Linked DNA regions of Mus musculus: region 2 is linked to region 1. The links are chromatin loops, found by intact Hi-C in ENCODE. Cell type or tissue: left cerebral cortex. All regions are shown on one strand. Links, peaks and the distances in the headings refer to the core of each region. The heading gives the core; the rest is flanking DNA. Region 1 has its middle 120 kb from the start of Gm36152. Region 2 overlaps Ptprm (protein tyrosine phosphatase, receptor type, M).

The links. A loop is a pair of places that touch in the nucleus more often than their neighbours do. Peaks named below come from ENCODE experiments on the same cell type or tissue, not always from the same donor. Only the 100,000 strongest peaks of a DNase experiment are listed, where the experiment ranks them.
Region 2: a loop joins it to region 1, with 3 times the contacts of the local background. A loop is called at or near these places in 7 of 42 quality-filtered maps.

What each region holds. Positions count from the first base shown.
Region 1 is chr17:67,476,090-67,479,003 of GRCm38, reverse strand. No RefSeq gene overlaps it. Among named protein-coding and RNA genes, the nearest start is that of Gm36152, 120 kb to the right of the region's middle. In left cerebral cortex, for the core only: no CTCF peak of the experiment used is centred there; a DNase peak (open chromatin) is centred at 1,595.
Region 2 is chr17:66,753,956-66,756,869 of GRCm38, reverse strand. The region is part of intron 18 of Ptprm (protein tyrosine phosphatase, receptor type, M); the gene reads left to right. Among named protein-coding and RNA genes, the nearest start is that of 1700016K05Rik, 41 kb to the right of the region's middle. In left cerebral cortex, for the core only: a CTCF peak has its summit at 1,331 (motif pointing right); DNase peaks (open chromatin) are centred at 1,319 and 1,557.

The DNA of each region.
Region 1 (2,914 bases), core at 275-2,774:
CTCAGAGTCCCATCTGGCTGGCAGCCCGAGGGTACCTCTGGGATGGAGAAGTCTTGTCTTTTCATGGGGGTTACTCTGCTAAAAGAACCACAGCAGTTTGGCCTGCCCACCCTTGTGCCATCAGACCCTTGTCGTGGGCACTGAGAGCTTGTCTAGATTAGACACCAACCAGATCCAGATCTGGTGGCATGGTCAGGTTGAACAGTGTGCAGGCAAAGCTCCTACTGTGAGCCAGTGGTAGGGTGTGGCTTCAGTCTTTCCACAGCCCTCTAGCTAAATACCCAGTTTTTCAGATTCCTTTCATCCAGGCTTGTGAAAAGAGCCATCTCCTCTTCCGTCCCTACCTATATCCCAGACAGACTTTCATCCTCCGCCTGTTCAGGGCTGTCCTCAGCTGTCCCCATTCCCAAATGCCTCGATCACACCCGTGGCCATTTTCCCCATCCCTTATCTAGTAGCCTTATATACTAGGGCACAGCAGCTGTAAGGCTGAAGGTCTACAGGCTGCATTCTATCCTCTGCAGACTTCTGGGGCAGAGCACAGGGCCTATCTGCAGAGTATGGCCTCTGCTCATGGGAACATTGTCCGTTGGACTAGAAGGATATGCATAGCCTGGGCTCCTGATAACAGCTGGCAGATTGGAGTGCGTGCCAGTCACCACACCCTTGCCCTGAGAGTGTGCTCATTCAGTAGCCACAGCATCAGATTTCTTGTTCAGTTGTTCAGGGGCAATTGTATTCTTTCTCTAAATTTTTAATTTTGAGTACTTTTAGGTTTAAGGTTACCCAAACCACATGGACTCTACTTCGCACTCTTCAGGATGCTTTTCACGAATGTTCTCTAGCCTTTGCATGATGGTCTTTCCTGTGGGTGCATGTATGGGTGTGTGCACATGTGGGAGACCAGAGGTAGACATCAGACTTTATTAGTTCACTATATCACGATCCAGAGAGCACGATTCAGAAAATACTTCTAACAGTAAAAGTAAATGAGAAAGGGATACGCAAAGAAGTAGATAGGCTGCCTGTTACTTGGAGAGCTTCATGCAAGCCAGTGTTATCTAGGAAGAGTAAACCTCAATCAAGAAACGGCTGCAGGGGTATTTTCTTCGATAATGACTAAATGTTTGAATGCCCATCTACTGGGTAGGTCGATCTGGGTTGTATAAGAAAGCAGCTTGAGCAAATCACGGAGAGCAAGCCAATGAGCAGCACTCCTCCATGGCCTGTGCATTGGTTTCTGCCTGTCTTCCTTCCCTGGCTTTCCTGGGTTATGTACAATAACCTTGAGGCTGAAATAAATACCCCCCTACCCACTCTCTGAGCCACCCAGCCCCAGTCGCCTTTCGGCATGCATGGCTTATCACAACGATGGAGAAGCAAATGCAGGCCAGACTAGTTAAAAGCCTGACTTCCGATTTCTGAAGAGCTTTGCAACCTCCCTCGTAGCAACCCTACCACCTCTCTGCATCAGTTTATTGTCCCACTCACTCAATGGCAATCCCAGAAGCCCTAAAGCTTTTAAGGATCTGATGTGAGCACGGCGCCCCGCCACCTAGCAAGTTCTGACATATGGTTTTTGGATAGCAAGCCACGTTTTCTTTAATTTGAGCAAAGTGGCAGACAAGTCTTTTCTACGGGCCAGATATAAATATTTTAAGCTTCGGGGGCCATCTGCAGTCTCTGTCACTTCCTCTCCTCCTCTTTTTGTCACTATCAGCTAAACAGGCGATATCATAAGGAACATTGCAAACTCACCGTGCCTTCATTGGTCGGCCCTGGTTTAGTTGAAGATCGAAGACTGGGTAACATGAAGCATGATACAAGCTTTGGCCTCCACATTTCTTCTCTATGAAGCTGTTGAGCCTGTCAAGAGGGAGAAAATGGAGAGTGGCCTAATTAAGTCATATGTGCCCTCCATTCAACTTTTAAGATATGAGATCGGCAACATGGCCCTGGCGACTTTTCCCCTGAGCACCAGAGCAGCTACCAGGGATTCCTGTGTGCCATCCCGTCTGGAGACTTATCAGCACCGATGGACTATTTCTTCTGGGGCTCAATATGCTACTTCCTAGGTTCTAGTCTTCCCGGCGGTTTGATATGGCCTGAAGGTTTCATCCTTGCCACGTGGCCCAGGGTGCACTTGGCAATGTCACTTCTTTTGCCCAAATAGTCACAGATCAGATTCTGTCCCTTGGGCCTTCTTCCAGTCGCCATCTGAAGAGATGGAAGCCAAGAGCCATAAGACAGAAAGAGCTGAGATCTTGGAATGGCCACCGGAACCGGAAACATCCACAGGCAACCGCAACGGGAGAACAAGCGATCCTTTATTCTTTGAGCCACTGGCACTCTGGGGGTCGTCAGAGCAGCCAGCCGTTGACGTATAACAACCTGAGCTGCGGTTTCATGACTTTTCTAAATGTGCGTTTATTCCTACGTGATCCACAGAAGGACTCTGTAGTTTGAAGATTAGACCAAATGATAAATAACTGTGTATCAGTTCCCTTTGAGTCACCATGACCATGACACACCAGATAGAGCAGCCGAAGAGAGGAAAGGTTTGCGGCTGTGAAGGTGTGGAAAAGGCAGCTTGAGTCATCGCAGCCGAAGTATGAGGCTGTTCACATTAGGGTGGAACAGGAGACAGATTTTGGGGAACCAGGATCGGATAACACCTTCAAAGGCCTACTTCTCCCATTTAGGTCCCATCTCTCCCCCAAAAAATTAGTGTGCCAGCTGGGAACAAGTGTTTATAAAACAGGAGCAGAGGAGGGCACCTTTGAGATTCAAGCCATGGCATCATGTCACATTCTGTAGCTTGCTCCTCTATCTCACTCCAAGGGATGGTTTCGAAATCGATCCACATTGGTCAGCATTCAAGTTCTCACAATGTTAATTATTTATTTGATTTTAA
Region 2 (2,914 bases), core at 297-2,796, 720 kb after region 1:
CCACCACATGCCTGGTCCTGAGCCAGGCTGGAATCCCTCCTTCCACATACGTTTACCAAATGCTTCCTAGAAAGGCGATGCTGTCGTAAATGTCACAGAGCAAACAGGGAAGCAGAGAGGTTGGTGCTAGAGCTGCGGAGCAGACTGAGCAGCCACTGAGAGCATGGTGTAGCACGCTCTCTGCAGAGAGATATCATGGTGTAGAGTGCTCACTACAGAGAGATGCTAGAGCCAGAAAACAGCAAAGAGGACGATAGCGCCGGCCAAGAGCTTCAGGTTTCAGAATGTGATCCAGGAGGTCCTTCTGGGAGGGCACGATGCAGGCCAGAACCTGAAGCAAAGGATGAAGTATCCACTGTGGGCAGTGAATGCCAGGTGAGAGCAGGAGGCCAGTGTGGCCAGAGCAGAGAGGTGGGAGGGAAATTTCAGGCATGAGACACTGGGCTGGCTACAGCGACAAACCTGACAGGCTCTCTACTCTTTCGAACCCAACAGTCGCAGGGCAGGAGTTGGGGGAGCCGTGGAAGAAATTAAATGATTTTATCTGATTACCCAGGGGAGCGGGATATACTTTAAGGGCATATCCAATGGTACATGATTCAGTTGAAACTTGAACTGTGGAGACCGACTTATTTGGAGATGTGGGGGAAGGCCTCTCTGAAGATGTAGCACAGAACATTACAGGATAGATCGGTAACAACCCTATTATACTGCCACAATGAGTATGAGGAACTGAGGAAAAGTTGGTGGTTGGAATGGGAAAGTGAGGGTTAAACGATATGGGTGAGTGGGGGGTCCAAACCCTGTTCTAGAGCACATAAAGGCATTTACTCTTTATCGTGCAAGCAAGGGAATTTTACTAAATGAGAATTTGTTCTTAATCAAACAGGCATTGGAAATTTTTCTAATCAAGCTGTGAAACAGAAAATCTATCAAAAAAAAAAAAAATCACCCAGTTAACAGATCTTAAGTAGCCCTCATGAGAAAATGTATGTTGTAGATTGAAGGAAAGTAACTTAACAACTAAACCTCTAGATAGAATGTGGAGGCCCTCCCATACCTCCAAATAAGCCGGTCCCCACAGGTCAAGCTTCAGCTGAATCATGTGCAGTTAGATGGTCCCTTAATGTCCCTTAATGGACAGGTGGACTATGTAGTCAAATGAGAACACGTCTGAAGAAGAGATCAGATGTGTCCTGAGGTTGGCAGTGACATGGGAAGCTAGTGAGTGCAGCTTGGGGACATTTCAGAGCATTCAATTGAGCTGTGAGTGGACGGTTAAAAGAACTGCTCTGAGAATGGCCACAAGGGGGCCTAAGTACCAGAAATGAATTAGTGGGTCATTTGGCAGATACACAGGTCAGATGGGAAGGCTGGAAGCAAAGCGAGAGTCTGGAGGGGCACATGGAGACCCTGGGACCCACACAGGGGAGGGGGAGGCTGTAAGAGTGGGCCATGCACACAGAAGCTGGGTGATGCTGGAGTCCTGATGGGAAACCTAGTTCCATAAAAACTGACTTGATGCAGATTGATGCTGGCAGCACGCACATCCTTGCTAAGAAGGGGAAAAAAGTCCTTTCTGAGTCTGCCCTCTGCTGGAGCAAGCCTGCTTCCCCAATGCATCAGTATCTGGGCTTGGGCTGCTTGGCTTCATCTCCCCTCCCCTCCATCCCCATTACTTTAACCAGAAACCCAGTTTTGATGGCCCAGGTCAAAGGTCATTTTCCCAGGATTTTTATAGTGGAGCAAAATTCTTCTCTCTCTGCTAATTGAGCACCAACAGGTCTATAAAGCCTATTTGCAGCTGGCATCCTCTCGGAGGCAGTGGGAGAGAAGAGATAGGGAGGAGCTGAAGTGCAGGGCCCTTTAGCATTACATTCAAGTGGACGGACAGCTGATGTGGATCAGAACAGCACATCCAGGAAACTGTGGGATAAAACCAGAAAGTCGAGAAGACCTAGAGTCAGGGGTCCCTGCTGGTTCTGAGCAGTACCGAGTAAGACTGGCTGAGGAGGTAAATGGAGAAGCCACAAACAAGGCAAGGCAGCAATCTACTGACAGCAGGATGGGGTCTTCATGCAAAGCTCCCTGAGGTCAGACCGGGGTCCTCCTCAGAGCCCGTGTGTCTGGGGGAAGCAAGTGGAGGCAGACAGCAGGGGGAGTATGCGAAGCACCCCTCCTGGTAGTGCTCACTGGGACCCTTTCCCAGTCTGTACCTTGCTACAGGTGCAGCAGAGTCCTTGGCCAAAGGTAACTACAGAAGGAGCGACACCTTTCTTTGCAGAAAACAGCTAGGGCATTAAATTAATGTTGCGTCACCTCTCAGAGGCCAGATGTCGCTTCTGGTCGCTGTGATTCCAATTCAATACCTAACTGTGTCATCAATAATTAACTGAGAGAGAGAATTGGTTAGAGATGAAAGCTTGTCAATTGCAGGCTCCTGTTCTGCCGCCATGGGAATACTTGACCATGCGTGAATTAAAGCTGTAAAGCCATTCCCAGTGTCACTCCTTGTAACAGGAAGTGGGAGAGCCTATGTAGCTACTTAGCAGTATTTTTAAATAATGTCATTTGACAAAAAGGTTTAAATACCATGTTTAGAGGACTTAGGGCATAAAGACCTGATTTGATCCTTTTGTATTTTTTTCTTAATTCCTCAATGGCTTTCTGAGGACTTTTTTCTTTCCATTGATACATAATAATTCTATGTATTGATGACAGTACAGTATGGCTATCCAGTTCATATGCACATTATATAAGTGATTAGCCTTTTTCCATCCTTATATGTTTATCAAGGAACTCTGAATCCATCTCTTCAAGTTCCTGACAAGTATATAATAATTGTTGTGAATAATAATCGTCACCATCATGCTATAGAACATGAATATGGACTCCCCCTGTCAACTATAACTTG